Linked DNA regions of Homo sapiens: region 1 is linked to region 2. A link is an interaction called in ENCODE POLR2A ChIA-PET data of the cell type or tissue named here. Cell type or tissue: B cell. All regions are shown on one strand. Each heading gives the region's core, and the rest is flanking DNA. Links, peaks and the distances in the headings are about the cores only.

Region 1 (4,392 bases), core at 250-4,249, 560 kb after region 2:
GAGGGTTGAGATTACAGGTGTGAGCCACCATCCCCAGCCTAAATTAGAGATATAATTAGAAATTACCATCTCCCTTTTTTTTTTTCCTGTTAAGCAGGGGACATTTGTAACAATCATTGCTACCTCGTCTGGAGTAACCATAGGTTGTTTTTTTGTTTTGTTTTATTTTGTTTTGAGACAGAGTCTCGCTCTGTCGCCCAGGCTGGAGTGCAGTGGTGCAATCTTGGCTCACTGCAAGTTCTGCCTCCTGGGTTCACGCCATTCCCCTACCTCAGCCTCCCAAGTGGCTGGGACTGCAGGCGCCTGCCACCACGCCCGGCTAATTTTTTTGTATTTTTTTAGTAGAGACGGGGTTTCACCATGTTAGCCAGGATGGTCTCCATCTCCTGACCTCATGGTCTGCCCACCTCGGCCTCCCAAAGTGTTGGGATTACAGGCGTGAGCCACCGCGCCCGGCCTTTAACCATAGGTTTTTTTTCCCTCTTGGAAATTAAGGTTTGGAAAATAAGAGGAAGCAGTCAGTGTAAATGCAGCTAGTTGGGTGATGTTGAGCTTTTGTTGGTACCACACTTTTGTAAAATGCCTCTCAATGCTAGGAGATTGGAAAATAAACCATTCTTTAATTATAGGCATCAGAAACCAACTCGATCTAACTTAAGCAAAAGGAAATTTATTGGAAAAATAACGGGAATTCACAAGATTGAGAAGGCTAGAGAAACATACTTGGAAATGACTAAGAATTGAGATAGCTCTGAAGGACTTAGGAAGCTGTAATGGATGCACTATAACAATTTAGATTCTTAGGAGGCAACATTCCGCTGGCCCAGTGTGGGCTATGTGTCTACCACTTGGCTTAGAAAATTGGTGAGGCTTGGTCTGTTGGGACAGGGGAGACCAGGGCATATGTAATTCCTTAGAAGGAAATTGGGGTGTTACTTAGTAAAGGGATACTAGAGTAACCAAAACACAACAAATACTCTTCAGTCATTATCTAAACGTTACAGTGAATGTGAATTTGGAGACCTAAGGTGGCAGATGTCAGCCCTAAGCTTGTGGGGTTGGTTTTTTGGGGTTTTGTTTTTTGGGGGTAATAGCTTTATTGAGATATAAATGACATCACACATCAAAAGTATACAATTTAATGCTTTTTAGTGCATTTAGAGTTCTGCAACCATTACCACAATAAATTTTAGAACATTTTGATCAGTCCCACAAAAGAAACCCTTTTAGCAGTCACACCTCATTTTCCCACACCCCTAAACAACCACTGGTATACTTTCTGTCATTCTAGCTTTGCCTAGTCTGGACATGTCATATAAATAGAATCCTATAGTATGTGTTTTTTTTGTGACTGGCTTCTTTGACTTAGCGTAATGTTTTCCGAGTTCATCTGTGTTGTAGCTTGTATCAATATTCCATTCCTTTTTCCTGAATAATATTTTATTGTATGGCTCTATTACTTCTGATTTATCCAGTCATCAGTTGGTAGACATTTGGGGTTGTTTTCCAAGGACTGAGGATTTAATGTGCTATTTTGTGAAAATCTGAGAAGTAGGAAGGGGATTTAATGATCTCAACTGTCATCCGTCTGAAAAACCTAACTTGTGATTTTAAATAAAATAGCAGGCTGCCTTCCCCTGTTCCCTTTTTAAAATAGGAACTGACCCTGCTTTAACCTTATGAAGTTTTATTTATGAATAAAGTTTGTACTATTATAAAAAAAAACATAGAAGGAACTGGCTATTAAGGATAATGCTGCTATGAAAATTCAGGTGCAGGTTTTTGTGTGGAGATGTTTTTATTTCTCTTCGCTGTATACCTAGAATTGCTAGTTCATATGGTAACTCTTTTTAACCTTTTGAGGAACTGCAAGGCTGGTTTCCAGCGTAGCTGTACATTCCCACTAGCAGTGTATGAGAGTTCCATTTTCTCCAACTTCTTGCCTACATGTTATGTGCAGATCTAAGTTCAAATACTGGCTAAAGCATTTCTTGCTTTGTGACCTTGGGCAAACTAATCCTGTTTAGGATCCATTTTGTCAGTTGTAAAACAAAGTACCTAACTTGAAAGTTGTGCTGAGCACATAGTAAGTTTTAAAAAAAGTTTTCGTTTCCTTCCTCCTTTGCCTTCTCCCTGGCAGTTCCTCATAATTTCCTCTTGTATTTCACAGCTTTTTGAACTTGACTTGAATTCTCTTGCTTTTCATTATTTCCTGAGAAACACTGGTAAGAGGCAGTGTGGATGTGCTGAATTCACTGACTGTTAATCATAATGGCCATCATATAAGGCAAAATATCAGGGTGTCTTAACTTACAGTCTATCACATGTACTTTGTTAAAGCTTTATCCTTGAACAGTTTTTGTAGGGTATAATCCCTGTCAAAGAGGGCAAAGGAATAGAAGTCAATGGCCTTAATCAAGTCAGTCAAAAGATGAACTGAAAAGGGGGATTAGGATACCTCTAGTCTAATTCTGTTCTGCCTCACTTGATTGAAAAAAAGGTTTACACTTTAAAGAACCTGACCCAGCAAGTCGTTATGAGACCATCAGAGACCACCTATCTTACTTTTTCAATACTGTAAAACTGAGTAGTGTGCAGGCAGCCTGTTAAAAACTACAGACTACTGGCACCACAGAACCACAAAAGAGAAAACCTGAGGTGACAGGGTAATGGGAGCCTCTGGAACAACTGGAAATAATGGTTCACTTATCTGTGATGAGGGAAGAAATTTAAGACCAAAGGGTTAAAGCCAAGGTTTTCTTCTTTGTTTGCTTTACCTTAATAAGCAGAGTCTTTAATGCTGGCTGTAAGAACAAGACAACAGTATTTTCTTTTCTTTTCTCTCTCTTTTTTTTTTTTTTTGTGAGACTGAGTCTTGCTCCATTGCCCAGGCTGGAGTGCAGTGGCGCAATCTTGGCCCACTGCAACCTCCTCCTCCTGGGCTCAAGCAGTTCTCCTACCTCAGGCTCCCAAGTAGCTGGGACTACAGGTGCGCACCATGACCATTTTTGTATTTTTAACAGAGATGGGGTTTCACCATGTTGGCCAGGCTGGTCTCGAACTCCTGACCTCAGGTGATCTGCCTACCTCAGCCTCCCAAAGTGCTGGGATTACAGACATGAGCCATCGTTCCCAGCCAACAACAATATTTTCACAGTTGTTCTGGCAGCTGTGTTGTTCTGACCATATGGAACCCATTTATATCCTGTGATTGGAGCTCTAGGTAGAAAGAGTGTTGTCGTGGGAGATGGAAGTCATCCTGCTTATTTAGTCATTTCTACCAATAGCAGCTTTAAAGGGCTAAAGCTGTTTTTTGTTTGTTTGTTTGTTTTTGTCGTTAGCCCAGGCATAGAAGGGACAAATGTCAGTGACTGTGAATTTGGTTCCTAGTATCTTAGTTTTAGAAATTAAAAATTCAGGCCAGACACAGTGGCTCATGCCTGTAATCCCAACACTTTGGGAGGCCGAGGTCGGTGGATCATCTGAGGTCATGAGTTCAAGACCAGCCTGGCCAACATGGTGAAACACCCCGTCTCTACTAAAAATACAAGAATTAGCTGGGTGTGGTGGCACACGCCGTTAATCTAAGCTGCTCGGGAGGCTGAGGCAGGAGAATCGCCTGAACCAGGAGGCGAAAGTTGCAGTGAGCCAAGATCGCACCATTGTACTCCAGCCTGAGTGACAAGAGCGAAACTCTGTCTCAAAAAAAAAAGAAAAAAAATTAAAATTCCACATCATGGCCCGGCGCGCTGGCTCACGCCTGTAATCCCAGCACTTTGGGAGGCCAAAGCGGGTGGATCACGAGGTCAGGAGATCAACACCATCCTGGCTAACACGGTGAAACCCCGTCTCTACTAAAAATACAAAAAAAAAATTAGCCGGGTGTGGTGGCGGGCACCTGTAGTCCCAGCTACTCAGGAAGCTGAGGCAGGAGAATGGCGTGAACCCGGGAGCCAGAGCTTGCAGTGAGCCGAGATTGTGCCACTGCACTCCAGCCTGGGCGACAGAGCGAGACTCTGTCTCAAAAAAAAAAATTCCACATAATTTCCTTTTAACAATTTTTCAACGATCAAGCTTTTTCAACGATCTATTGTATTTTATAGTTTGTTGTTGTTGTTTGTTTTGTTTTTGCAAAGAGTGGGGGTGCTTGCCATGTTGCCCAGGCTGTTCTTGAACTCCTGACCTCTCTTTGTATATGTCTATTTATTTTTAAGTAACTTTTGGGAATCCTTTGCTGTTGTCTGGGAAATTTAAGTTAGTATGAACTACTGTTATTATTTGCAAAATAGATAACAAAGTAAGCCAAATATTAAAATGAGAGGTCACCTTTAGTGATGTGACCGTATTTGAGGTAGCTGCAATAGAATTGAACCTTCAATAGAGAGCACATTA
Region 2 (4,392 bases), core at 328-4,327:
TCATGGGTATCCCACTGGTGCTTCCTACACAATATGTCCAAAGTCAAACTTGGCAAACGTGCTGTGCCTGCACTGCGTGCAATTAACTGGCCAGTTTTCCACACCAAGAAGCATGTAAAGTCCTTCTCAGAGTTGGCAGGATCCTCTAAGAGAGAATTTCCATTCGTTTAGGACCAAGACCTCCCCTTTGAGTGATTTGAGACTCACTAATCCAAAGCCCTCTTTAATGAGCCACAACCCTTGACTCCCAGGAAACCTAGCAGGTAATCCTGCTTTGGGCAGGGACAAAGACTCCAACTGGCTTTGGGGAGGCAGTTCAAATTGTTTGACAATGTTAGTCCCAGGGATTGAGAAGAAAATAAGCCAGATATTGAGAAAGCTGAACACCTAGAAGCCCTATCCTTGCAGTATTTTCTAATGGAAGATGTAGTGTAAAGCCCTCTGGAGGCCTGCTCTGGTGGCAGCTGGTTTCTGCTGTTGTGCTAACTTCAGGGGTTTTTTTGTTTAGTTTTGTTTTGCTCAGCGTAAGATTCTAGCTGGGACAATAGAAGGGATTTTTAGAGACTATGAAGGACTGAGGATTAAGAGATTGGAAAAACCAGAAAAGAATGTCTAATTCAGGGGTTTTGTTTTGTGCTATTGTGTATATTACGGCCCTCCCCATCGTCTCCTCATCAAGCATTCAGTAAAATCTATATTATTGCCATGTTTTAGGTTGGTTTTTTTTATTTTGTTTTTTAATTATGCAAATCATTTACAGGGTCCCAAAGTCAAAACTTTATAAAAAGATACAGTCACAGAAGGTTTGCTTTCATCCTTGTACCCTCCACCCTGTTCCCTCCCAGTGCCACCCAAGCTTGAGAGGACCCCAAGTATTACAAACATAGACAACAAATGTCTCCATAAAGGAGCACCTGGGTCCTCTATCAGTCAGGATCCAGTGCTCGTTACTGGTACGGAAAAGCCTATAGCCCCAAACGTCAGCTCTGCAAACAACACGGTTCAGGCCCGAAGAAGCTCTTCAGCTCTTCTGCACTTGTTTGAGACAGTCTCGCTCTGTCACCCAGGCGGGAGTGCAGTGGCACGAGCTCAGCTTACTGCAACCTCCACCTCCCAGGCTCAAGTGCTTCTTGTGCCTCAGTCTCCCCCAGTAGCTGGGACTACAGGCGTGCACCACCACACCCAGCTAACTTTTGTATTTTTAGTAGAGACGGGGTTTCACCATGTTGGCCAGGCTGGTCTTGAACTCCTGGCCTCAAGTGATCTGCCTGCCTCGGCCTCCCAAAGTGTTGGGATTACAGGCGTGAGCCACCGTGCTGACTCTGTCCTACACATCTTACAAAAAAAAAAGAAAGAAAGAAAAAGAAGAAAAGAAAAGGAAAGAAAGAAGAAAAGAAATTAACGTGGTTTGTGCAATGTGGCTGAGGAACATTTTTCAATATTAATTCCTATTTATCTTTAAATTTGCATATATGTAAATATAGAGAAAACACGCATGTGTATTTAACTAGCTATATTCTAGTTTTGACTTAAGGAAAAACTAGTTTTCCCTAGTTTTGCACTAAGGAAAAAACCTACTTGCAATTTTAGTCTTTGATTTAAAAGACTGTCAAGGGCAAGTCGATGATAACAGTAATGACATGGTTAGTAAAGATAATAAAGATGAACAAGCCAGGATTTTGGCCAAAAATCTAGAAGCATTTTTTTGGTGACATGTCCCCTGTATGGCACATAGTTGAACTTGTTATTAGAAGACACAGCCTAATTGTGCTGATAATAATGGCATTTTTGGAAAAATAAAAAGATTATATGCAATATTCTGGATGTGCCCAAAGATGAAATATCTTGGAAAAAACTGTATCACAACTGACCTTACAACTGCTCTTGGATACATGATGGGAATGCTGGCTAAATGCTGTTAAAACAAGTCGGTTTAATTTAGACAAGAAACTAGAAGGGCTGGGCACCATGGCTCACACCTGAAATTCCAGCACTTGGGGAGGCCAAGGTGGGCGGATCGCTTGAGCCCAGGAGTGCAATACCAACCTAGGCAACATGGCGAAACCCTGTCTCTACTAAAAATACAAAATATTAGCTGGGCATGGTGGCATGTGCCTATAGTCTCAGCTACTCGAGAAGCTGAGGTGGGAGAATCACCTGAATTTGGGAAGTCGAGGCTGCAGTGAGCTGTGATTGCACCACTTTACTCCAGCCTGGGCAACAGGGTTGAGATTCTGGAAAGAAAGAGAGAAAAAGAGAAAGAGAGAGAGAGAGAGGAAGGAAGGAGAGAAAGAAAAGGGAGAGAGAGAGAAAAAAAAAGAAAGAAGGAAGGAAGGAGAGAAAGAAAGAAAGGCAAAGAAAGAAAGAAGAAAGAAGGAAGGAAGAGACAAAGAAAGAGAGAGAGGAGGGGGAAGAAGGGAAAGAAGGAAGAAAGGAAGGAAAGGGAGGGAAGGAAGGAAGGAAGGGGAAACTAGAAGACTGAGCAGCGTTAAGAAGATTCACAAAGAGCAAATTATGGTCTCAAATGGAAAATCAAATTACCCTTGCATGTGCACTACCCACAGATATTTGAGATGGTTGTTTAATATGAATAATATTGATAAAAGTGTAACCAAAATACTGCTCATTTGGATATTTTTTTAAACAAGTGATGAGCCACTATTGATACTTTATTATGAACTGAAGTCCACAGTTTACATTAGGGTTCACTCTTGGTGTTGTACATTCTATGGGTTTTGACAAATGTTTAATGACATTTATCCATCATACAGTGTTATAGAGAATAGTTTCATTGCCCTAAAAATTCTCCGTGCTGTGCCTATTCATCCCTCCTTCCCCCCAGACTCCTGGCAACCACTGATCTTTTTACTGTTTCCATAGTTTTACCTGTTGTAGAACGTCATATAGTTGAAATCGTACAGTATGTAGCCTTTTCAGATTGGCTTCTTTCTCTTAGCAATATGGATTTAAGTTTCCTCCATATCTTTTCATAGCCCATTTCTTTTTAGCACTAAACAATATTCCATTGTTTGGATGTACTAGCTAATTTATCCATTCATCAATTGAATGACATCTTGGTTGCTTCCAGGTTTGGGAATGATGAATAAGGTCTGCTATAAACATTCATGTGCATTCAGGTGGACATAAGTCTTCAACTCATTTGGGTAAATACCAAGGAACACAATTGCTGGATCATAAATATAGCATGAGTATTTTTAGTTTTGCAAGAAATCACCAAACTGTCTTCTAAAGTGGCTGTACCGTCTTGCATTCCCACCAGCAATGAGTGATAATTCCTGCTGCTGCACATCTTCCTCAGCATTTTGCAGTGTCAGTTTTGGATTTGGGCCATTCTAATGAGTATGTAATGGTATCTCGCTGCTGTTTTAGTTTACATTTCCCTGACAGTATATAGTGTGGAGCATCATTTCATATGCTTATTTTCTATCTGTATATCTTCTTTAACAAGGTGTCAAGGTTTGGGACCCACTTTTAGATTGGGTTGTTTTCTTATTTTTAAGTTTTAAGAGTTTCTTTTATGCCAGACCTACAGTCCCAGCTACTCAGAAGGCTAAGGCAGGAGGACCACTTCAGCCCAGGAGTTCTGGGCTGTAGTGCACTATACCAATAGGGGTCTGCACTAAGTTCGGCATCAATGTGGTAACCTCCCAGGAATGGGTGACCACCAGGTTGCCTAAGGAAGGGTGAATCAGCCCAGGTCAGAAATAGAGCAGATCGGCCGGGCATGGTGGCTCATGCCTGTAATCCCAGCACTTTTGGAGGCCGAGGTGGGCAGATCACGAGGTCAAGAGATAGAGACCATCCTGGCCAACATGGTGAAACTCCATCTCTAAAAAAAATACAAAAACTAGCTGGGCATGGTGGCACACGCTTGTAGTCCCAGCTACTTGGGAGGCTGAGGCAGGAGAATCGCTTGAACCTGGGAGGCAGAGGTTGCAGTGAACCGAGATCGTACCACTGCACTCCAGCCTGGTGACAGGGTGAGACTCTGCCTCAAAAAAAAAAAAAAAAAAAAAAGTAAAAAGAAAAGAAAAAAGAAATAGAGCAGATCAAAAATCCTGTGGCGATCAGTAGTGGGCTCATACCTGCGAATAGCCATTGCACTCCAGCCTGGGCAACACAGTGAGAATCTGTATTAAAAAGAAACAAAAAAAAAGAGTCCTTTGTATATTTTGGATAACAGTCCTTTATCAGATGTGTCTATTCAAATATTTTCTCCCAGTGTGTAGCTTGTCTTCTTATTCTCTTGATAGCTGCTTAATTTTGAAAAAATAAAAACACAGGAAGGTTAAACCAGAAATAACATTAATTACTTCAAGGGGTGGCGGGTGGAGAAATGGAATGGAAGGGATGGGGAGGAAGTGACACTCC

What was found. ChIA-PET counts read pairs that join two places held together with the same protein. Peaks named below come from ENCODE experiments on the same cell type or tissue, not always from the same donor. Only the 100,000 strongest peaks of a DNase experiment are listed, where the experiment ranks them.
Region 1: POLR2A ChIA-PET joins it to region 2 with 8 read pairs; 2 of 35 experiments call an interaction of 5 or more read pairs at or near these places.

Annotation. Positions count from the first base shown.
Region 1 is chr11:118,769,354-118,773,745 of GRCh38, reverse strand. The region is part of intron 4 of DDX6 (DEAD-box helicase 6); the gene reads left to right. Among named protein-coding and RNA genes, the nearest start is that of DDX6, 20 kb to the left of the region's middle. In B cell, for the core only: no CTCF peak of the experiment used is centred there; a DNase peak (open chromatin) is centred at 2,034; H3K4me3 peaks cover 1,215 bases; H3K27ac peaks cover 3,440 bases.
Region 2 is chr11:119,328,464-119,332,855 of GRCh38, reverse strand. No RefSeq gene overlaps it. Among named protein-coding and RNA genes, the nearest start is that of RNF26, 3.9 kb to the left of the region's middle. In B cell, for the core only: no CTCF peak of the experiment used is centred there; no DNase peak of the experiment used is centred there.